Regions from separate parts of the Mus musculus genome. Here region 1 is linked to region 2. A link is a loop called in an ENCODE intact Hi-C map of the cell type or tissue named here. Cell type or tissue: heart. All regions are shown on one strand. Each heading gives the region's core, and the rest is flanking DNA. Links, peaks and the distances in the headings are about the cores only. Region 1 overlaps Lpcat2 (lysophosphatidylcholine acyltransferase 2). Region 2 overlaps Slc6a2 (solute carrier family 6 (neurotransmitter transporter, noradrenalin), member 2).

Evidence for each region. Peaks named below come from ENCODE experiments on the same cell type or tissue, not always from the same donor. Only the 100,000 strongest peaks of a DNase experiment are listed, where the experiment ranks them.
Region 1: a loop joins it to region 2, with 3 times the contacts of the local background. A loop is called at or near these places in 15 of 42 quality-filtered maps.

Annotation. Positions count from the first base shown.
Region 1 is chr8:92,891,919-92,899,918 of GRCm38, reverse strand. All of the region lies in intron 11 of Lpcat2 (lysophosphatidylcholine acyltransferase 2), which reads right to left. Among named protein-coding and RNA genes, the nearest start is that of Capns2, 5.5 kb to the left of the region's middle. In heart, for the core only: no CTCF peak of the experiment used is centred there; a DNase peak (open chromatin) is centred at 3,128.
Region 2 is chr8:92,991,942-93,007,878 of GRCm38, reverse strand. It overlaps Slc6a2 (solute carrier family 6 (neurotransmitter transporter, noradrenalin), member 2), which reads right to left. Exons shown (of 14, transcript NM_009209.3): 8 at 14,961-15,073; 9 at 13,734-13,862; 10 at 13,146-13,245; 11 at 12,163-12,263; 12 at 11,745-11,912; 13 at 10,794-10,865; 14 at 6,212-10,253. The coding sequence ends at 10,230. Among named protein-coding and RNA genes, the nearest start is that of Slc6a2, 39 kb to the right of the region's middle. In heart, for the core only: CTCF peaks have their summits at 9,010 (motif pointing right) and 10,816 (motif pointing right); no DNase peak of the experiment used is centred there; H3K27me3 peaks cover 383 bases.

The sequences.
Region 1 (8,000 bases), core at 1-8,000, 100 kb after region 2:
AAGTGTAAGATGATACACAAGGATAGCGCAGTAGAAGCACGGGGCAGCCAGGGGATGCTGGGTGCTTAAGATGCAGCAAACAGCGCAGTGCGATGAGAGTCTGTTCAGAGGAGTGAAACTGCTGAGACAGCAATGAATCACAATCGGACTGGAAGGGATTCTGAGCTGCTGTGTAACAGGGTCCGCCCTCTGGGTTCCTACAAAGCCACCCATAGCTCAAAGGAGAACAGAGGTGAGATCACCATGGGAATGTACAGTTCCACAGCAACCAACGGACTGGCTGTCAAGAAGAGAATGGTAGCTAGAGACTGCCAAGCTCTCCCTCACAGCTGACGATTACCACATAGCCCAAGAGGTCCTAGCAATTGCAATGCTCTTGCCTCAGCTCTGGAAAGCTGGGATTGCAGGTATATGCTGCCATGCCCAACCAACTATTTATTTATTTGATCATGGAAACGATGCCCTCAATGTCCTGTCTCTCTTAGTCATACCCAATAATTGGCCTTATTTCTCATGGGCACAATGAAACTGCTTCTATGAACACCAAAAAGACTCAGCATAGTCCTTAGCTGTGTAAGGAAAAATACCTCAAACAGACTACCTTCTCTTTAAGGGGTTCACGGGGCTCATCGTGTCAAACATGGACTTAAATCCATTCACAGAAGCCTCTTTAAGAGAAAGGGGCTTTAATGGAAATGGGCTTTGTTTTTTATGACTTTTTTAAAAAATTATTTTTATTTTATTTTATGTGTGTGAGTGTTTTATCGGTGTGTATGTCTTTGTACCGCATGCAGGCAGAGTCCATGGAGACCAGAAATGGACATCAGATCTCCTGGCACTGAAGTTATAGTTGCCTGCTACCCTGTAGATTCTGGGTATCTGGAAGAGCAGCTAGTGTTCTTAACCATTGAGCCATATTTCTAGATTTTTTTTGACTGCTATATATTAACTTGATAGCAATAGCAGCTAGTATCATATACAATCTACCTCAACTGATACATTGTTTTGTTATTTGCTACATTTTAAATTCCTCTCATTTCTTACTGTAAAGAAAGGATATCTGGCTAACAGTTTATTAAAAATCACGATAGAATAAAATGCTGTTATTAGATGTGTAAGTCTTTTCTTCACTGGACCATTTAATCCTCTATGGTCACTTACTACAGCATTTATAACAACCTGACTTGCTATCTGGAAGGAAGCACCATTGCCAAAGCCTTCAGGAAAAGGATAGAACAGGCCACACCTAATGGAAAATGCAGTCCTAATCTGGGAGGAGAGTTACTAACTTCAGAGATAAACAATGATACACGAATGCTGTTAGCAATATTAGTTCTATTTGCACAAAGTATTAAAAAACAACTTGACTATCTACCAACAACTGAATGCATATTTGATATAAAGAAGTACTATAAACAAAATGAATTAATCACTGATGCACACTCCATGGATAAATCTCAAAGCATGTGAACTAAAGCCAGACACAGGGAAGTACGCGTCATGACATCCTAGTTATGAGAAATGTCCAGAAAGGCAGGAAGCAGATGAATGTCAGCCTAGGTTCTAGCAGGGAAGGCATGGAACAAAGGATGACACAATGAATGACAGAAGGAATCAGGTGAGGCCGATGGAAGTGCGCTAAAACTCATCGATGGTGATGGCTGCCTAATCTCATAAATCAATCGAGGGGAGACTGCATCGATGGTGATGGCTGCCTAATCTCATAAATCAATCGAGGGGAGGCTGCATCGATGGTGATGGCTGCCTAATCTCATAAATCAATCGAGGGGAGGCTGCAGTGACTTGTGTTCTTGAAACAAGTGAATTAACATAACTTGTAAATCCACAGGAACAGTTTACAGCAAAAAAGGACACAACACTTTTAGTCTCTGTGGTGCAGTTAGCCAGCTCTGTGGCCATGAGGTGGAACTTCCTCTCTTGGTTAGCAACTTACCACAAAATGAAGAGAATGGGAAATTAATTTGATAGCAAAGGTATCAGGTCCTATAGTTGAATCCATTTAGATTTTCATGTGGTATTTAACAGTGACAGCAGCAAAATCGGTACCTACACCTCATTATAAGATACACACACACATACACACACACACTACCTTGAACCTGGTTCTACTAATGTGAAAGACATATTACATATCATTACCCCTAACCCTATCCTTATGCGTTGCCTCATTTTCAAACTACAACCTCATTTCTGACTACAACCTACTAGGTGCATTATGCCTCTAAGTAGGATTTGAACATCACAGAGAGGGACAGGATCTACACTGAGGTCTGCCAGTTGCCATCTAAAGTCAAGTCTTTCTGTCAGGTGTGGCTTTAGCTCCTGCAACATGATGTGGAACAGACATTCTGAATTTGGCAATCATGTGTTGATCAGAATGCCATGCTGGGTGAGATAAAAAAAAAAAGCCTTTCTGGGGTCCATGGAAACTGTATCAAACTATGCCTTATGCTGGACTCTCCCTCTTTCCAGAGTGCGGATGAAATCAGTCGAACACAATCTTTTCTTTGCAAAGCCTGCTCTTTATGTCCCTCTGCACACAGGGGAGGTCAGAATCTCTCACGTGCTGCAGAGAGGAAGTCTGGATTGTTGCAGCCCCTTTCTGTTTCAGATACTAACGTCACAGATACCCATGAACTACGAAGATAAATGATATAATTCTTATGCTTAGATACATATTTTTAGGTGAAATGAGAGAGCTAAGTCAGACTAAGAACTAGAAAGAAATATTCAGACATGCAGGACTGCAGAACTTTCAAGAAAATTGAGTAGAAAAATTCACCTATCCCACCCAGAAGTTTTAGCCTTTTCTTCTAACGATGCCACATAAATTATGAAGTGAGTTTCCTAGAGCAAAGACTGGATAGCTGGACTTGAAATCAAGATGAGGTCTTCTCCCAGGAACTATCAAATGCTACATTATTGACTCAAAAGTGACATGGAAATTTAAAAAAATGGTAATGTCCTTGTCTCTCTATAGCCATTTAAGGAGCCTAAGTGTTCTAACTTTCATAAGGAGTGAGATCTCTGTATGACAGCACCTTGCCTCTAACAGCCAGAGGCGAGCCAGAATGTTTGTTATTATTGGCACTCAAGACTTATACTTGGACTCCTACGAAGAACAGGACAGACGGGAAGAGCTTGGGATAAAGAAACACATTCATTCCACAGAATAAAACAATAATAAAAAAGATCTACAGAACTTTACAATAGCCAGAAAGACCGGGTTGCCAGAGTTCACAAGTAGACACAATCCCTTCCTGTGTAAGACTTAAGCAACGAGCATGCTGCTGCCAGAAGATCTCAGTACTAAACAGCAGAAGTAGAATATGACACCTGACAATATATTTTACAGAAGGAAAATAGTAACCATCGAAAACTTACTAGAGTCAATGGTCTGTGAGGAGAACAGTATTGGTTAATTAGAGTCTGAGTTCATGTCAGACTATACCCAAGGAACTAGAAATCAAGCTCTCATTCTTTCCCTTGTCTGTGAAGATGGTTGATAGACCTTGCACTAGGGGAGGAGGACTGGAGAGAAGGCTCAGAGGTTAAGAGCACTGGCTGCTCTTCTAGAGGATCCTGGTTTAATTCCTAGCACCCTCAAGGTGGCTCATAGCTCTTGCTCTAGGGGATCTGATGCCCTCTTCTGGCCTCTGGGTGCATGCGACATAAAAGTGAGACAAGGAAGTACATGTAAGCAAAACATCCTTACATATATAAAGGAAAGGAAGAAGGGGAGGAGGGGAGGAGGGAGGGAGGGAGGGAGGGAGGGAGGGAGGCAAGGAGGCAGAGAGGAAGACAGAGAGGGAGGAGGTGAGGGGAGAGAGGAAGGAAGGAAGGAAGGAAGGAAGGAAGGAAGGAAGGAAGGAAGGAAGGAAGGAATTTAAACTCTACGAGGAGATCAATAAGAGGGGTTTGTAAAGGGTGAAGTTAGCACTGCTGCTATGGTCCTGGCAAGACACTGTTCTCTATAGAAATGTCTGCCCTATAACTGCTCCCAATTTAGGTGGCATTATTTCTTGATTTCACTAAAGTTCCTTCAAATGTGCTGGCAAATAATTTAGCACTTAATTTGAATTATTACTATAAAATATAGAGAGGCCTTTGTTCTAAACCATTGTCTCTGACTTATCTGAGCATTCAACACATTTCCCACTTAGTCTTTGATATGAGGGATTCAGTAAATATTTGTAAGTGTAAACAAGCGAAATTAAACCCAAAGACAAAAAAGAGTGTTTTGCTTTTGTCTCTCACACAGGCAGGATTTGGCCAAAGGAAATTACTCCAAACTAGGAAACAATGGCTTTTGTCACATTTGGAACCTTTATGTTGTCTGCAATCAAATTTCTGAGTATCGAACTGAGCACACAAGTAATAGCATTTTTAGGACAAATTGGTAGAAATAATTATGCAGCTTTGGTAGATTAGCTAAGAATGTAATGGGGGAGGAAAGAGTAAAACAATAGAGTCAGGGTTCTCCATCTCTTAAATCCTAACAAATGCATGGGACTTACACCCAGCCCCCACTAAGCAGTGAAATTACTCCAGTAGCTCCTGAGAGCAATAGACCTGAAATTACTCCATCTCCTTGTTCTCCTATCAAACAGCCCCAGCCCAGTCCTCTCAGGAGACTGAGGAAACAGGCCTGGCACGTGCACGTCAGTGTGTGCGCAAGGTGTGGCGGCAATCACATAACTCAGCGCTTAGCAAAGAGAATCTTCACAGGTACAGACATGTAACTGTATGAAAAACACAGGAGTAGCACGGAGACAGATGAGGGAGGGCAGACGGACAGACAGACAGAGGCTATTTGGTACATTCACCATTAATTCTCTACACTATTTTCTTTTCTAATACGTGGCAGGCAGAAGACCGGCTCCTGGTCTATATGGAAGGCCAAGGACAGGGAAGAAACATGTATAGCTGGAAAGAGGAGTGAAATATGTTTCTATGAATTCCTTCCCCAGCTCCAGGATCGAGACAGCTGCCCCCGTGCTATTCCCGATTTAGTCTGTAGCTCCCTCTGTACACACCATCTACCAGATGCACCCTGGCCCAGCCTTTCATGTCTCTGTCTCTTCTTTCAAGGCTTCTGTATAGGAAAACTCTTCTCCATATTATTTTTAGGGAATAGAAATTTAAAAGTCCCCTTCTCGTAGCATCATTGTGCATGAGCCTGAAGCTATGCAGCCCATCACTACGTGGACGTTTCATCATGTCCATTTCAATCTGTATGTGGCTCAAATTATGGGGCCTGCCATAATTTTCTTTTTCCTCTCCTCTCCTCTCCTCTCCTCTCCTCTCCTCTCCTCTCCTCTCCTCTCCTCTCCTCTCCTCTCCTCTCCTCTCCTCTCCTCTCCTCTCCTCTCCTCTCCTCTCCTCTCCTTTCCTCTCCTCTCCTCTGGAACTCACTCTGTAGACCAGGCTGGCCTCGAACTCAGAAATCCGCCTGCCTCTGCCTCCTGAGTACTAGAATTAAAGGCGTGTGCCACCACTGCCCGGCTCTTTTCATGTTTAATATAGAATTGAGATCATCCTATGTAAACTGACATCTTGAATTAGTTTTTTTTTTCTAAATTGTGTCATGGACATTTCAGTTTTACAAATAGATTTCCAAAACCACTCATATCTTAATGAGTTTTTATGTATAATTAACTTTATTGTCTAAAAGTAAGACCTCAAATCAGTAAGAGCAGATCAGAAATTAGTGCCTGCAGCACCAAGAGAGCCTGCAAGAAGGAGGGTGGGAATGTTCCACAAAGCAGAGGCAGGTAGGCTAACCAGGAAACTATCACGTTACCCTGCTCGGTCAGGGTAAACAATACAAGCACACAGGCAGAATCCATGAACAGGCAGGGTCAAATCAAACACATACACTGCTTAAGGAACCAAGGAGGAAGACATCATGCTTGCAATAGTGACACTGTGTATTCCACACCACAGAAGGAAACCAATGCCAATTCTTATAAAACAGAAATAAATAAATAAATGCAAAACCTATTGAAACAGTCCATGGAGAAAGGTGGTTGGTAAAATGGGCTCCTGTTCTCACTGTCATCACTGTGCCTAGAGCCAACTGCCTTCCCTCAAAGTCAGGGTAACTCAATCTGTCTGACTGGTGATTACTATAATCCCTGCTTTTAGCTCCCTTCCTCACTCCTGAAGCTTCCTGTATTTAAATGTGACATAGAAATGCCACTGTTGGCAGGCAACACCAAGCAGAAGCTGGAATATTCCTGAAACTGCCAGCTATGGTCATTTGACACCTGAAATACAGGGTATGCTCTACAAATACTACTTAACGCTGAAGAGGAGATCCTGAGGATGTTAAAGGTGTGCTACAATGGCCCCCATTTGTCCCAGTTTCACCTCCTTCCTGTTTCCTCATCTCCTTTCCTTGTTTGGATCTCGATGCTGCCATAGCCCTTCCTGTCAGCATGTCGACTAGGGAAGCTTTACCTGAAACCACTTGTATGGGCTTGGAGAGTCAGCGTAAGAAAGTTGCTATAGAAATGTCACAGAGGCTCAATGCTTATGAGAGAGGCCAACCAATGACTGGTCTAACATGAGGCCTATGCCACAAGAGGGAGACCAAACCCCAAAGACATACATACATACACACACACACACACACACACACACACACACACGTCTATGAAATAATTCCTAGCAATATTCTACTATGCTGATGAGGACAGATGCAGAGACCCACACCCAAACATTTAAGTGGCTTGGGGAACCGCACAGAAGAGAGGGAAGAAGGACTGTGGGAACTGGAGGGGTCAAGGACAGCAGGAAACTGTGGCCCATAGAATCAACTAAGCAAGGCTCACAGAGACTCACAGAGACTGAAGCAGCAACCATGGAGTCTGCGCTAGGTCCCTGCATACATGTAGTGGCTGTTAAGTTTGGGGTTTTGTGGGACTCCCAATAGTGGGAGACTGGGTGTCTCTGACTCTTTTGCTTATTCTCCTGATCCATTCCCTCCTTCTGGGTTGCTTCATCCAGCCTTGATATGAGGGTTTGTACCTAGCCTTTTTGTATCCTATTAGACTGTGTTCAGTTGATATCGCTGGGAGGCCTATTGGTTTTTTAACAGAAAGGGAGGAGGAAGAGGAAGAGGAGGAGGAGGAGGAGGAGATGATCTTGGGGAGAGGAGAGTGAGGGGAGAGTTGGGGGAACAAGAGGCTGCAGATAGACCCACATTGTTGAGAGAAGAGTAAGTTTAAAAAAAAAAGCAAACAGCAGCGCTTATGAAGTAAAAAACACCTCTAATTTACCAATTTGCATAGTTGTATCTAATAAACTTTCTTCCTCACCATAAATCACCATTGTGCTTTAAGCACACCATGACATTAATCTGCTGTTTCATGTAAGAGGGCAGGCTATTTGAATGATGTAGCAAGCCCAGAAGAGATGCATAGGTGTTACCTCCTTCCAGCCTAGCAAGGCTGGCTGTGACCACCTGCTGTGCTGCTCCTTTGATGTGCCACTACCTGCCTGAGGCTCAACCTGCCAGAGGCTGAACTGGTTCTCTTCCAAGAATCTTCCGGAGTTAACATCGAACTGCAATCTTCGAGAGTTCCCACTAAAAGGCTGACCTATCTACTTCAAAGGAACTTTGCTGGCCAGGGACAGGCCTCCCCTTTTCTTTATAAAGCATGTTTGCTGACATTAAAATTAAACCTTGAGCAGAGAGCCTTGCCTTGGTTCTGTCCTTATCTCCCACAGCCTAGCCCCTCTTCTCTTCCAGGTTTCCAAAATGCCTTTCCAGGCTAGAACCCAGACCTGTGATCTGCTGGCCAGACACAACACATAGGGACTTCCTACAGAACAAGATTGGTTACTGACCTGTATCACCTTAAAGACTAGTTAATTCTACAAGATCACAAAAAAAACCAGTAGGACGATGACCTTGCTGGAGAAATGGGGAGAAGAAAGAGTTAGGGGTCCGGAGGCTTGCTCTTTCTGTCATC
Region 2 (15,937 bases), core at 4,234-12,233:
AGACAGTCATTTGCCTGTGGATCCAGGAAGACTGTGATTTGATTACCCAAACCAAAGACACCACTCAAAGGTGAATTAAGGGGACATGAGAAGAGGCTCTATTCTAGCCACATGAAACCCAACAATCCAGCTGGTATACATTTGAAATGAGCTGCAAAGTCAGAACAAGACAGAGACCATACAAGAGACCCTAAGCACCACAATTACAAGGTTTCCTGCTGTGGAATGATGAGACAGGGGTGTAGACCTAGGGTCTGGTGTGGGTATAAAATATCCCAAGAAAACGCTAGCTTGTTGAAGACTTGGTCCCCAGAGAGCTGTGCTATTAAAAGGTGATTAGATCCTAAGAGTATTAATCTTATCAACAGACTATTCCAAGTTCATGTCTGAATGGCCTAGGAGGTGGAGCCCAGTGTAAAGATGAGGATCACTAGGGAGATGCTTCCTGCTGCCTCTTGTTCTGACATCCCTTCTATCTCTCCTTGCTTCATAGCTGTCTCACCAAGCAGGTCCCCCTGCCCCTGTTATGCCTTCCCACCTCAATGATACACCAGCATTTCCATTGGCCTAAAAACAATGGCCATTGACTGAAACTATACAGCAAATAGACCTTTCCTCCTTGGCGTTGCTTTTGTTGGGTATTCTGTTATAGTGCCAGGATGCTTACTACCACAGAACTGATACCAGATACAGGGCTTGTTGCCATGACTACAGTTGACGCCCTGACTGTGGTACAGATTTTTTGGAGATGTAGAAGGAATTTGGAAGAGATTGGACAATGTAGCTAGACAAGATTTGAAAAGCAGTAAGCAGAGCATGGTGGCTGAGGCTGCTGGACCAGAACACTGACAAGAACACAGACATCAAGGACTGTGGAGTTTCAGATGGAAATGAGATGCTGTCAGGAACTGAAGTAGAATCCACTCATGCTGCATTCTTACAACGGGCTTGTCTATATCTGTTCTATGCCCAAAGAGTTTGTGGAAGCCTGTATGTAAAGAGGATGATGTAATTAATTTTAAGAAACACAACTGATGCCTTCAGGCTTCTTCTGACAATGCTAGAAGTGACCTAAGAAAATCATAGTCAATTTTCTCTCTAAGGCGGGTCCACTCAGGAGAGCACAGGCCACAGAAGCAGCAGAACAGCTGGGACAGGGTTCTACAGGCCTATATCTGTAGCCAGGAGGTGGGGCTGTTCCACAACCCTCTGTGCACTGAACTTGCCAGGAGAGAGCTGGTCTCCCAGGCTTACAGACTCACAGGAGGAACAAGCTTCAGCCAGACACAACAAGAACATCTAGCACCAGAGATTACCAGATGGTGAAAGGCAAACGCAAGAATCTTACCAACAGAAACCAAGACTACTTGGCATCATCAGAACTCAGTACTCCCACCACAGCAAGTCCTGGATACCCCCAACACACCAGAAAAGTAACATTCGGATTTAAAATCATATCTCATGATGCTGGTAAAGGATTTTAAGGACATAAATAACTCCCTTAAAGAAACACAGGAGAGCACAGCTAAACAGGTAGAAGTCCTTGAAGAGGAAATACACAAATCCCTTAAAGAATTACAGGAAAACGCAACCAAACAGGTAATGGAATTGAACAAAACCATCAAGGATCTAAAAATGGAAGTAGAAACAATAAAGAAATCACAAAGGGAGACAACTCTGGAGGTAGAAATCCTAGAAAAGAAATCAAGAACCATAGATGCGAGTATCACCAACAGAATACAAGAGATGGAAGAGAGAATCTCAGGTGCAGAAGATTCCATAGAAAACATGGACACAACAATCAAAGAAAATGCAAAATTCAAAAAAGATCCTAACTCAAAACATCCAGGAAATCCAGGACACAATGAGAAGACCAAACCTAAGGATAATAGGTATAGATGAGAATGAAGATTTTCAACTTAAAAGGCCAGTAAATATCTTCAACAAAATTATAGAAGTAAACTTCCCTAACCTAAAGAAAGAGATGCCCATGAATATACAAGAAGCCTACAGAACTCCAAATAGACTGGACCAGAAAAGAAATTCCTCCTATCACATAATAATCAGAACACTAAATGCACTAAACAAAGACAGAATTCTAAAAGCAGTAAGGGAAATTGGTCAAGTAACATATAAAGGCAGACCTATTAGAATTGCACCAGACTTCTCACCAGAGACTATGAAAGTCAGAAGATCCTGGACAGATGTCATACAGACCCTAAGAGAACACAAGTGCCAGCCCAGGCTACTATACCCAGCAAAACTCTCAATTACTCTCCATAGATGGAGAAACCGAAGTATTCCAAGACAGAACCAAATTTACACAATATCTTTCCATGAATCCAATACTTCAAAGTATAATAGAGGGAAAACTCCAACACAAGGAGGGAAACTACACCTAGTAAAAGCAATAAAGTAATCTTTCAAAAAACTTAAAAGAAGCCGGGCAGTGGTGGCACATGCCTTTAATCCCAGCACTTGGGAGGCAGAGGCAGGCAGATTTCTGAGTTTGAGACCAGCCTGGTCTACAAAATGAGTTCCAGGACAGCCAGGGCTATACAGAGAAACCCTGTCTCAAAAAAAACAAAAACAAAAACAAAAACAAAAACACAAGACAACAACAACAAAAAAAAATGGACTCAATTCCCCAATAAAAAGACATAGACTAACAGACTGGCTACATACATACAACAGGACCCAACATTTTGCTGCATACAGGAAACCCACCTCAGGGACAACGACAGACCCTTCCTCAGAGTAAAAGGCTAGAAAACAATTTTCCAAGCAAATGGTCCCAAGAAACAAGCTAGAGTAGCCGTTATAATATCGAATAAAATCGACTTTCAACCTAAAGTTATCAAAAAAGACAAGGAGGAACACTTCATACTCATCAAAGGTAAAAATCTACCAAGATGAATTCTCAATTCTAAATATCTATGCTCCAAATGTAAGGGCACCCACATTCATTAGAGAAACTTTAGTAAAGCTCAAAGCATACATTGCACCACACAAAATAATAGTGGGAGACTTCAATACCCCACTCTCATCAATGGAAAGAGAAACTAAACAGAGACAGTGAAACTAACAGAAGTTATGAAACAAATGGATTTAAAAGATATCTATAGAACATTTTATCCTAAAACAAAATATCCTCTTGTATATCCTACCTTCTTCTCAGCACCTCATGGTACCTTCTCCAAAACTGACCATATAATTTGTCACGAAACAGGCTAGAGCTAGAGAAAGTACCCAAGGAGCTGAAGGAGTTTGCAGCCCCATAGGAGGAACAACAATCTGAACTAACCAGTACCCCCAAGCTCCCTGGGACTAAACCACCAATCAAAGAAAAGACATGGTGGAACTCATGGCTCTAGCTGCATATGTAGCAGAGATGGCCTAGTTGGTCATCAATGGGAGGAGAGGCCCTTGGTCCTGTGAAGTTCTATGCCCCAGTATAAGGGAATGCCAGGGCCAAGAAGCAGGAGTGGGTTGATTGGGGAGCAGGGGGAGGGGTGAGAGGATAGGAGATTTTTGGAGGGGAAACCAAGAAAGGGTATAACATTTGAAATGTAAATAAAGAAAATATCTAATAAAAAATCTAAAGAGGAAGAAGAAGAAGAAGAAGAAGAAGAAGAAGAAGAAGAAGAAGAAGAAGAAGAAGAAGAAGAAGAAGAAGAAGAAGAAGAAGAAGAAGAAGAAGAAGAAGGGCATTCAGCAGAGTCAGTCCAAAAGAGGCTATGTGAGCACCAACTGGTTAAATCATGGGGACTGGGATGCCCAGCATCTGAAACCCACATCCTGTCCTTTGGGGATGGAAATGTTTGCCCTGCCCCACTATTTATGGTGGAACTATGTAACCTCCTCTTCCTTTTCCTCCTCCTCCTCTTCTTCCTCCTCTTCCTCCTCTTCCTCTTCCTCCTCCTTTTAATTTTTTATTGATTCTTGTGGGTTTCACATCATGTAACCCAGTCCTGCTCATCTCCCATCCTTTCATATCCGCCTCTCTCCCTAGCAACCTCCCCCACAAAATAAAACACACATGACTAAACACACACAAACAATAGAAAACATCTCATCATGGAAGCTGTAGTGTGTCAGAGTGTCCCACACTGTATCCCTCTGTTCACACATCTTCACTTGCAAATGTTCATTGCAATAAGTCATTGGGTTGATCAAGATCTCTGCACACTACCAAAGGTGAAACAAACACCAAGCCTGCCACAAAACCTTTGATCTACAATGGTCTTCTGCCTACAAGATCTACTATTACAATGGAGGTACTCCACCACTGTGGGATTAGCCAACCAATATCTGATTTGACTGAAGGCCAATTCCATGAGCTAGAACCCATATCTGACCCTGCTTGGTGACCAAGAACCTGAGATAGCTCAAAAAAGAGCAGCAAAATGACTCCTAATGACATTCTGCTATACTCATAGATCTCTCCTTGCTCTTTCATCATCAGATAACTTCATCCTGCACAGGGCCTGCACCAGATGGTGTGCTAGAGCTGAAAGGAGAAGGGAACTCATGGCCTATCCCTAACCCATATGCTCTCTGCAACTGATAACTATCTGCAAATGATAAGCTGGTTTTCTCCAGTGAAGTCTAACTGGGGAACTAAACCATTCTTGTTTGTTTGTTTGTTTGTTTGTTTGTTTGTTTGTTTCAAGACAGAGTTTCTCTGTGTAGCCCTGGCTGTCCTGGAACTCACTCTGTAGACCAGGCTGGCCTCGTACTCAGAAATCTGCCTGCCTCTGCCTCCCAAGTGCCAGGATTAAAGGCATGCATCATCACTGCCCAGCTATCTTAAAAGTAGGCTGTGTGCCCAGCAGTAGAAGGCCAACAGAAAACAGCACTGGAGATCTCACAATGTCGTGCCAGGGATGTTTTATATTTTAGTCATGTTTCCTCTTCTTTCACCCTACAGTCCTTTGTGTATACATTATGGGCTCCAGGTCAGTGTGTTTACCTAAGTTCATGGATGAGTGAGGCTCTGGGCCTGTATCTGCTTCTTGTGCTTGCTCTTGGTCTCTCTTCCTTATGTTTGATTGTTTTGTTCATTCCCAGTGTTCGTTCTTGTTCTATATTATTATGCTATATTTTATTATTATCCCATAGAGACAGGCAGAGGGTAGATCCAGATGAGAGAACATGAGGGAACAGGGAGGGGAAACTGTAATCTGGATATATTGTGTGAGGAAAAAATTAAAGAAGACAAAAACCTATATTGACCTCACAACTTCACTCAAGCAGAGCCAACCATGAGCTCCAAGGGCCTAAGTGTGCCCACAAAAAAATCTACACTAAATTGTGCATCCAATTCAATCCAGCAGAGATTCTGATGTCTTTGAAAGCCAGGCCTAGGAATGACAAACCAAAACAAAATTAGACAGCAGACATGTTGTCCCATGACGTTCACTTTGTATTTAAACAAAAATGTGTGGGAGCCAAGGGCATAGCTCAGCAGGGGACGGGGGGGGGAGCGGAACGTGTGCTCAGCACACTTGAGGGCCTGGGTTTGAGGGCCTGGGTTTGATTCCAAGTACCAGAGAAGAACAGAGTACAAATCAGGAGGAAAGGAACAAAACAGGGAGGATGGTAGAGGAGGGGAGGGGAGGGGAGGGGAGAGGAGGGGAGGGGAGAGGAGAGGAGAGAAGATGGGAGGGGAGAGGAGCAGAAAGGAGAGGAGAGGGAAGAGGAGAAAAGGATAGGAGGGGAGGGGAGGGGAGGGGAGGGGAGGAGAGGAGAGGAGAGGGGAGGGGAGGGGAGGGGAGGGGAGGGGAGGGGAGGGGAGGGTTGAGGAGAGGAGAGGAGAGGAGGGGAGGGGAGAGGAGAGGAGAGGAGAGGAGAGGAGAGGAGAGGAGAGGAGAGGAGAGGAGAGGAGAGGAGAGGAGAAGGAAGGAGAAGAGAAGGAGGGGAGAGAAAGGGGAGGGCAGAGGAGGGGAGAGGGTAGGGGAGAGGAGAGGGGAAGGGTGAGGAGGGGAGTGGAGAGGACTGCCAACCCTTGAGTTATCATCACATTCTCAATCTCCTCTGTCTCCCATCTCTTTCTTGGCGTCTCAAAGCAGCCCTTTGGGTGAAAGGTGGGTTACTGTGATCAAAATCTGTTCTTTGCCAGTCAGTGACCCATCAGAGACAGGGGCACTTGCTTTGTGTAACTCACAGCTCTTACATTCGTGAAAAAAGCACTCAGAACTGTACAACCCAATACACGGCACAGGAAATATCCTTTATTAGACTGTACATTTATTTGTTTTTTTTTCCACAAAGAGAACTTTCAAAATAAATCCAAAGCAGACGCAGAGATCCGCACGATACTTGGACGGTCCGTGACACGGAGAAGATGTGAATGAAACAATCCTATTTACACAGACGTAGAGACAGTAGAGCAAGGACAGGTGCCCCTGACTTCACATTCACCAACCAGGGCCAGGGACCCTGCCTGTGGGCAGAGCTGTGGGTGCCCAGGCCAGCAAACACAGGGCAGAGCGATACCCTCTGCCTTCTCAATGCTACCCAAGCATCAAATCGACTGGGCTAGACTTGACTTCTTCTCAAACATCAAGGCTTTCTGGCATGAGATGAAAAGAAAACTCTGAAAAAGAGGATCTACTGGACATTACAGGAATATCAAAGCTCTGCAGGCAGAAACCTCTATTTCTAAGCCCAATAGATGGTCAGTTATGGGGTCACTTCTGGAAGCTTCTGAGCTGATCTGCTTTCTTCATTGTGACTTTAGCACAAGGATGTTATTATACTTTATTCTGGTTTATGTTTTCAATAGGATGTGTCCTTTGATGACATGATCAAATCTCTGTTTTATAGAGATGTGCCCCCCTCCCAAAATCTAAAGATATAAAGTTCCTCTCTCAAGATATAGCTAATTGGCTGCAGAGCCACTGCTAATCAACTCTAAATGCCGAGCTGCTTCCACTACACCAGACACTGACTCTGATCACTTCCTCACCATAGTTTTCAAAAGAAATAAACACATGAAGTGAGTGAGCTTAATGGGGTAGAAATGATTTCTTTGGTAAGAACGTGTCAATCTTACATTACCAAATCTAGAAAACCTAGACTGGATGACTGTGCAGCAGGGGACTGGCTTCCACCTGGGCAGGAATTAAGGCAGTTTTGGGACCTTTGTTGTGTAGGATATCTGCAGTGAGTTAGTATCCACTTTCTCTCCTGTCTCACTTGACTCTAGAATGGAGACTGGCAGGCAGAGACTAAGTAATGCTAAAGTCTTAAACAAAGGTCTCACATATCATAGAAAACAATTCTCTAAAAATCAGATTAATTATCAAAAGCGTCGAGTGTCACATTCGGTACTTGGGAGAATGCTGGCCCTGGATGAGCCATACTACTAAAATAAAAAAATCAGTCAGAACACAGAGGGCAAGCATTACTTATGATGACAGAGTAGCCCCCATCTGGCAAGCGTGGGTGGAAAGGTGGGTACAGGTGACCTCCTAGCACCTTCGTGAGACCCTCCAGGAGCTTTCTGGGTGTCTCCCCGCTCCCCCACTAGAGCACCTGGGCGTACAAACACAAAGCACTTTGTCCCAGTCTCAGGAGCCAACTTTGCCACAAAGCAGCACCATTGCTTTAGTCTGGGGCTCATTCGGCTAGCACCACATTTTCAACTTCAACCCCTGGGAGGGAGCAGTGTCTGCAGGTGAAGAGGCCACTCAGATGGCAACGAGAAAATGGTGGCCCTGTGCTGATCCAAGGCACCCAGGTTTTGTGAGCATGTGCTCTCAAGACAGTCAGGTGGACGCTTGCTTCTCAGGCCCCACTATTCAAAGGGTGACTTGTCATCAAAGGCGAGGACAATGCCTCTCAGGGAGCCAGTGTGGGGAGATGAGTAACATCCTTCTGCCCCCCTCCCAACACTTTGTTCTGCTAAGAAACACTCTTCCCCCTTAAGTGTGACTCTGTGCATTCTGTTTGGTGTCAGCCCACAGAAGGGTAAACAAGGAGTCCCCTGGTGCTCTGGACTGTGACGACAAGATGAGGATGGAGGCTCCACCCAGATCCCTAGGGAGATGAGATGTTGACCAAGCGAGATTTCTCATCTTCTCACCAGGGAAGTGGGGAGACAGGAAGCAGTCTTCCTTTCTATGGGGCAGCTTGGAGGCAGGGAGGGTAAGCATGGATTGTTTAAATAGTACAATATATATTTGGTTTTGGTTTTTTCGAGACAGGGTTTCTCTGTGTAGCCCTGGCTGTCCTTGAACTCACTCTGTAGACCAGGCTGGCCTTGAACTCAGAAATTCACCTGCCTCTGCCTCCCAAGTGCTGGGAGTAAAGGTGTGTGCCAATATTTTAAAGGTAACAACTAGAAAGGAATTACTACTCATGAGAAGTGTTGAGGTTGTTGCTAGCAGGGTCCTGGCTTGCACCTACCTTGAAATGGGGTGGAAGAGCTTTCTCTTCCCCAGTGCTCCAAGACATTTGCCAATGCGGGATGCCTTGAGCTGACATGGCCTTCTTACATGGAAAGACAAAATTTCCTCTAAGGAATAACTCAAGGACTCTGATTCGGGGGAAATTTTGGTGGTCCTCAGAGTAAACTATCTCCCCATCCCCAGCTGGCCTCACCTGGCCTATTTTTACAGCCTCCATGGGACATGGGAACATCCTAGTTTCTCCATGTGCCTCCTACATGACTCCAATCACACACACACACTCACACATGCACACGTGCACACCAACACACACATACACACATAGACATGCACACATACACAAGGACACACACAGACATACACACACATATAAACAAACATATATACACATACACAGACACACACAAATGTGCACTTATAGACATGCGCGCGCGCACACACACACACAACCTAGGAAGGGAATCCTACTATCACAATGGCAACCTATGATTCTAGATTTCAAGAAAGGGCGTAAGAGACTCAAACCAGAAACATAAAGCTCAAGGAGATGCCATCAATTTACCAAACCATTCTTTCCCTCAATGAACCAAACCTAACCACCAGAGGGCAGTAGTTGCAAGTTTGTGTCACATGTGAAACTTAGAAACTTCCTGAAGCCATCTGACTGTCCCCTCCAGTCAGAATACCATCCCTGGACTTGAGAGGCTGGGCTGGGCTGGGCTGTGGTAAGCCCCATCGTGCCCTCCAAGGTGCCAAGTCAAGTAAATAAGGAAACAGGCCATTTTCAGAGCCAATGGACTCTACTGCTCAGGACCCCTGTCTGCTGAGGTTCCCAGGGGAAGACCACAAAGAACCATGGCAGCCTATCAAGTTGTCCTACAACACCCACCTGGCCTCCCAGGACAGAAATCCCTGTGATGGGCATACATATCTGGCTTTAGAGGGACCCTGTCTCAATCCCTAGGAAGGTCTTGGGAACTACCCATATGTCTGACAGAACAAGACTGGCAGGTGGCCTTGGCAGGCACAATTTGTCTAGCGGTTACCACCTTTCTAAAGGATCTGACTTTGGGGAACTCCCTCACTGGTGATGCAGCTACATTCTTCCCCTAAAATCATGGTTTGGGGGCTCTCCAAACATCAGAAGTTAGAGTAATATTCTAGAACATACCAAAACCAGCCTTTGATTAACTAGATAGCTAGGTAAGAGTTTCTGCCTAACGCCCTGCCCCCAGACTCAGAGTATCTACCAGCTGCATTTTCAGTGCAAATAAAGCCCCACTCCCAAACAGAGGCTCAGATGCTGGAGCGGTGACAGGATAAATGGAAAGAGAGGGGTAACCTGCACACCTTGGCCCCCACACAGACCCTGTCAGGCTTTGCTTGGGCTTTTGATATCTAACCAGAAGCCAATCTCCTCTCAGCCTGGGTGAATGGAAGATTTTGTTTATGATCTGAAGTACAAGCAAATCCGGGAGGGGTTTCTGCCCGGGCTGTGGACCTCAGCTGAGGTGTGCTCCAAATGCAGTAAACCTGCCCTCAAGCCAGAGTTCCAGAATTCACGTCCCACTTCCTCCTTCCAGCCTCTTCCTTGAGGCTCACCAGTTCTCCACTCTCGCTTGCCTCCAGGCCAGATGAACAGAAGGTGAACAAAACCAGCGTCACGGAATCATTAGTAAATGAGAAAACGGGAGCGACGGGGAAGGTGTCTTCCAGGAGAGGAATCCCAAGGCGGTATCCGAATGGGGGCAAAGAGGGTGCCCTGGACCCGGACGTTGGCACATGGGTTCCTCCTCCTCCTCCACATTGCCAGGTTCAGATAGCCAGCCAGTGCCGCAACTGCAAAAGGACAGCAAGGCCACTACAGTGAGGACAGAGTCAGTGGGCACTTAGAGGAAGGGGTCAGCTGGTTGGGGCCACACAAAGCAAAGAGCAGACAAAACAAATAGCCACCTTGTTGACCCAGACCCCAGAACACCTTCCCTAATTGGTGCTAAGGCTGGATGCAAAGAAACCACCCCAAAAGGAGGAGGTCAACAAGTATCCTCGTCACTGCTTGGGCCAGCAACATGCTATTAATGCCTTCAAGGTATAACATACTCAGCTTAGCGTGGTGACACTAACATGACAACTCAGAGGCAGAAGAAAAGTCCAGCACTTGGCATCTCAGGATGCCAAGAAAAACAGGACAGCAACAGCAGGAGGCTGGCTGGACTCACAGCAGTCTCATCTCCTGCCCCCTTCACCTTCGGCCCTAAAATGAAGGTGACTGCCATCCAGACTTTCCTGTGACCTCTCTTGGGGGCGCCCAGCAGGGAACAGCCAACCAGAACCCACCATATCCTGTCCCACACAACCCAAGTTCAGCTCTGCATCTACCTGGAACTGTCTCACGTCTCTCTGGGCCACCAGGTGGTGCTCATTCTCCGGGGTGATTCCGTAGGCCACTCTCTGTGAGAAGGGAGAAGGGAGGGAGCCTCAGGAGACCAGGGAAAGCAGCCCAGGGGTGAGGTCTTTGCCTTACAAAGTAGGGATATTTGAAAAGGCCACCAACAATAGTTTGTGCAGCCAAATAAGTGTCATAATATACTAAGTCAGAATAAGAGGTACCTCTGCTGTGTGTGGGTATGATATGCCTATGCCTATGTCTATGTCTATGTCTATGTCTATGTCTATGTCTATGTCTATGTCTATGTCTATGTCTATGTCTATGTCTATGTCTATGTCTATGTCTGCCTATGCCTATGCCTATGCCTATGCCTATGCCTATGCCTATGCCTATGCCTATGCCTATGCCTATGCCTATGCCTATGCCTATGCCTATGTCTATGTCTATGTCTATGTCTATGTCTATGTCTATGTCTATGTCTATGTCTATGTCTATGTCTATGTCTATGTCTATGTCTATGTCTATGTCTATGATTTCAGAAACCCCTGGTTTAAGCTGATCATATTGTGATGATTAGAAAAATGGTTGCAGGGCTCATACAAAGAGAAATGGGATATCTGAAGGCATCTCACACATTGAAAGGGGGCAGGCATGGCGGAGCTTTGCCTTCTCATGTGAACAGCAGAAACAGCCATGGAAATGGCAGGAAGCATGCAGGAAGCACTTCCTGTGGGCCAGGTTCTTTACTTAGTACTCAAGTCTTCTTCTCTTCCAAGCTACACAGTATTATTCTCAGGCTACAGATGTAGACACTGAGGCTCGGGGTGGGTCTTCTCAGCAAATGAGGCAGGTGCGCTAAATCAAAGTATCCTCTATCTCTGTCTTACCTCGACAGGACAGCCATGTTCACCCTCATGCCACAACAGCCACCCAGAGCTCACCTCCCACAGGGAGCCGCGTATGCTGAGGAACTTGTAGATGACATAGGCAGGGACCAGGATCATGGATGAGAGGGCGATGCCCCACCCGACCCAGTTGGCCCAGGGAGGATAGGTGTAGTCATCATAGGTAAGCGGCTTGAAGTTGATGATGCTGACCACCACCACAAACTGCAGGAAGGGAGGGGCAGAGAGGGAAGAAGGATGCAGGGAGCAAGTGAGGCTGGAGCCACACAACAGCAGCTGGGGGACCTGCCCGGACTCCCACTAAGATGGAACACCCTCCACACCCATTAAGGCCTGCATGACCAGGGCTTCCAGACCCCAGCACCTCCTTCCTTAGGAAATAAGTATGCACACCCTGCCCCCAACCTGGACTCAGCCACCCTACCAACAGGCACCCCAGCCACACCCTACCCACCAGGAGGAAGGCGGGGCTCACGAACTTCCAACACAGCCTCCAGTACAGGCCTGGCTTAAACCCCATCATCTGCTGGATGTCATTGCTGAACCTGTCCACACCTGTGAGCACATGGGGCAAGCGTGTCACAGGGAGCCCAGAGATGCAGGACTGGGGCCTCCCCCTGAAGCCATTCCATGAGAAGCTGTCAGAGTGCAGGGCAGGTGGCAGGAGACTGCCACCTTGGAATGCAGGAAGCCTGGCAGGCACTTTGATGATGGCAAACAAGGGAGCTGACAGAGTCACCTTGCATGTGACATTGTGATTATCTTATAAGACAGAAGCCAGAGCTCAGAGAAGGGAGGGCCAGACTGAGTAGCCAGGTGCCTGGATTCCAGCCTGGCTCTTTCTTCTAGCCTAGGCTTTCTTCGTAAACAGTTTGTCTGTCCATATGTTCATGCACATGGACACCCTCAATCAGAATCTAAGAGAGACCGTTAGACACTCTCACTGCGATCTCTTTCAGAAAGAGTAAGAATAAGATTAACCAAGGGGAAATGAGCAGTTAGAACACATTTGACAGTTTAGTAAGTAAAATCCAGGATACCTATTTAAATTTTAAGTTCAGACACATAATAGAAAAAAAATCAGTATCAGTAGATTCTATGCAATATTTGGGGCCTATAGATCTAAAACCATGTGTTCATTTTTCACCTGAAGTTCAAGTTTAGCTGGACATCCTGTTTTGTTTGTTCAAGCTGTCTGGTTTGGGGATCTGTAGCTCTCTAATGATTCTACTTCAGATGCTGGTACTGGGTGTCTCCCAGGTCTTACAGCCCAGTGAGCTGAGGATTGCAAGAGACTCAGACCTATATTTAATAGAGGCTGCTCACCTCTGGAGATCCATCCAGATGGCTGCACTGGACATGAAAAAAACCCTTTCCCCCTCCAGATAAAACAGACTCCAGGAGTCCTAGAGATCAGAACTTGTGACACTCACTTACCATAAAACCAGGAAACTCCAATAGCTTCCATAAGCACCGCAAACAGAATGGAGGTGCCTGCTGCAAAGGTGTCCAGCAGAGTGAGGACATAAATCCCTCCCTGAGGCACAGAGAGAAAGGGCTTAGGTCATCCTTGGCTATAAATAGTCACTGACTACATCTACCAAATCCCACCCATCCCTATTCTCACCTGCTCAGGGTCATGTTTACAAACATGCATAATAGGGCTAAGGTATTGCTCAGTGTGTCTGTATTCTAGTGGAGGGCTCTAGGAGCTTCTAGCAGGAAGTGTTTTGTTTGATAAACAGTATGATAAGCTTCCAGGGAACTTCTGCTGGCTCTAAGTCAATGAGTGGTAAATAATGATGCTTGGAGATCATCAGCCCCAGAAGTAGTAGAAGGCAACGGGATCTGCTGTCTTATCGACATAGTGTTTAACAGAGCCGTTGTGCTCAGCCTCATCCAAGTACCAAGTACCAAGTACCAAGTACCAAGTACCAAGTACCACCCCAGTACCAAGGCTGAGAATGTCTGGATTTTTGAAACACAGTCCTCGAAAGCCCATGAGTATCTCATGTCCAGCCTCACCTTTGTTATGCAAAACAATGCCAGAAGGAAGGTGCTGATGGTGACAACACACGTGAAGAGTTTCCGGTGTCGCTTCAGGACCTGGAAGTCATCAGCCAGTCCAGTGATGACTGCTTCCATGCCTCCCATCTATAGAGAACCAGGAAGGTGGGGTGGGGATGAAGGGGCCCTTGTGGTTCAGTATAACTTCAGTTACATAAGGCTTTCCGGAAAATAACAGACCCTGCCTTCCTCCCAAGCATCTTTCCCCTTTTTTCTACCCCAAACTCAACCAAGCTCAAGTTATAAAGGATGGTGAAGAGCTAACTCTTTCCTGACTCAGCAGCAAGTCCCTGACCCCTGACTAGCTCAGCCTGAGTGGGTACTGATGAAAAATAGAAAGTAAGGGATATAGTTCCCAAATGATACACCTCCATGCAAATGGGGCTTTCTGGAAACATCAACCAAAGAACTTCTTCAAAGTGGGAACTTTATCCCACAGTAGATGACAAGGGTTCCTTGTTGCCTTGGAAGCAAGTATCCCCAAGCAAAGTGGTTACTTTAAATACAGACTCTTGGAGTCTATTCCTTACGAACCGCTGTTGTGACAGACAATAATCACACATGTCCCTTGCTCCTCTCCCTGTCTTTGGAAGACATTGTTAATCAACATCAGTACTCTATCCTGAGATCTAGAATCAGTCTCAGACCCCTTTCCAACACAGTGCTCTGGCAGAGCCACCAAACAAAATTCAAAGACAGTAAGATCCATTGGCTAGCTCCTCCCTACATCATTTAAGAATGAAGGGTGGAAACAGATATAAAAGGATGTCAGGAATTTAACTTTGCATATGACTAAATAGTAATAATAATGATGATGATGATGATAAAAAACAGGGATCTAGTAACAAAACAGGGTCCAAAATGTTTGAGTTGGTTGTCAGTAATAAAATTTAAAGAATGGGAAAGTGCTGTGTCACAGAATGTTCTATTCATGTCCTTTCTGAAGTCTGGCTCCCCATCTGCAAAGGCAGAGTGCTAGGCTGGCGTGTCAGAGGCCCAGTACAATTTGGAGTTCCCGTAGGTTCTGGCTTTGATCTAGGCTATCATTTGGGAGGGAGACTCACTTCATTGTTTGGATTAAAATAGTGCCCTTGGAAACAGATACCAGACAGCAGCAGCCCTACAGGCTGAGTGCTGGAGTGGGTTGCAGGGGTGGAGAAAGGTGTTCTGAGAAGGTTCACTTACTGAACTATCTAGCCCCAGAGCCAGGAGCATCAAGAAGAACAGGACGGCCCAGAACGTGGATCCTGACAGAGTAGAGATGGCTTCTGGATACAGGATAAACACAAGCCCAGCTCCTGTAAGAAATATTAGGGCCTGATCAGCGGCTGGCATGCTCAGTAAAGGCTGAACAGAGCAAGGAACTCTACCCCAGCCTCAGGACATTTGGTCAGGCATGTGTAGGCAGCAGCAGCACAGACTTGGAATCTTGGAATGAGTGATGGAGATACAATTCAGTGTGCTATTGTCTGGATCTCTGTTTCCCAAGCTGCCCTGTGTCAAAGACTTGATCTCCAACTGGTGCAATTGTGTAGTGGTTCAAACTTCAAGAGATGAAACCCAATGTAGTCTTCCATTCTTTGAGGATGCACCCTTTAGGGAGATCCTAGGACCCAAGTTCCTTTTCCCTCTCTCTGCTTTACACCTTGGTCATTAGGTGAACAGATTGCTCTGTCACATGGTCCCACCATAGGCTCCAAAGCAAGAGCGTTAATTAGACATTGTGAGTAACTCTGTTATTTCATATATCAATTATCTTGGGTATTTTGTTAAGAGTAATACAAAGCAAATGAACACAATCTGTGTATCAAACAAGCAGCAGAGAGAGCAGCACCTTGCCTGAACAGCTCTAAGTCATGTTTGGCCAACCTGCCTTCTACTTTGTGGGATTCTACTCTGGTTCTCAGAAATTCACGATCCTCAGGATCCATTAAAGGCTGCCCTTCCCTGAGTCTCATCTTCCTTATGGCCTTAAGAACACAGAAGGCCATAGAGAAGAACAGAGGTTGCAGAATCAGGCTGACTGGGGCCAAATGCTAAAATCACCTCTCACTAGCCCATATTTAGCTTAAATCCCCAATCCCTCATCTTTAAAGAGAATCTGTTAACCCCTGCCTTGTAGCTTTGTGAGAACTAAGTGGAAGGAAGTATGCTGGTATATA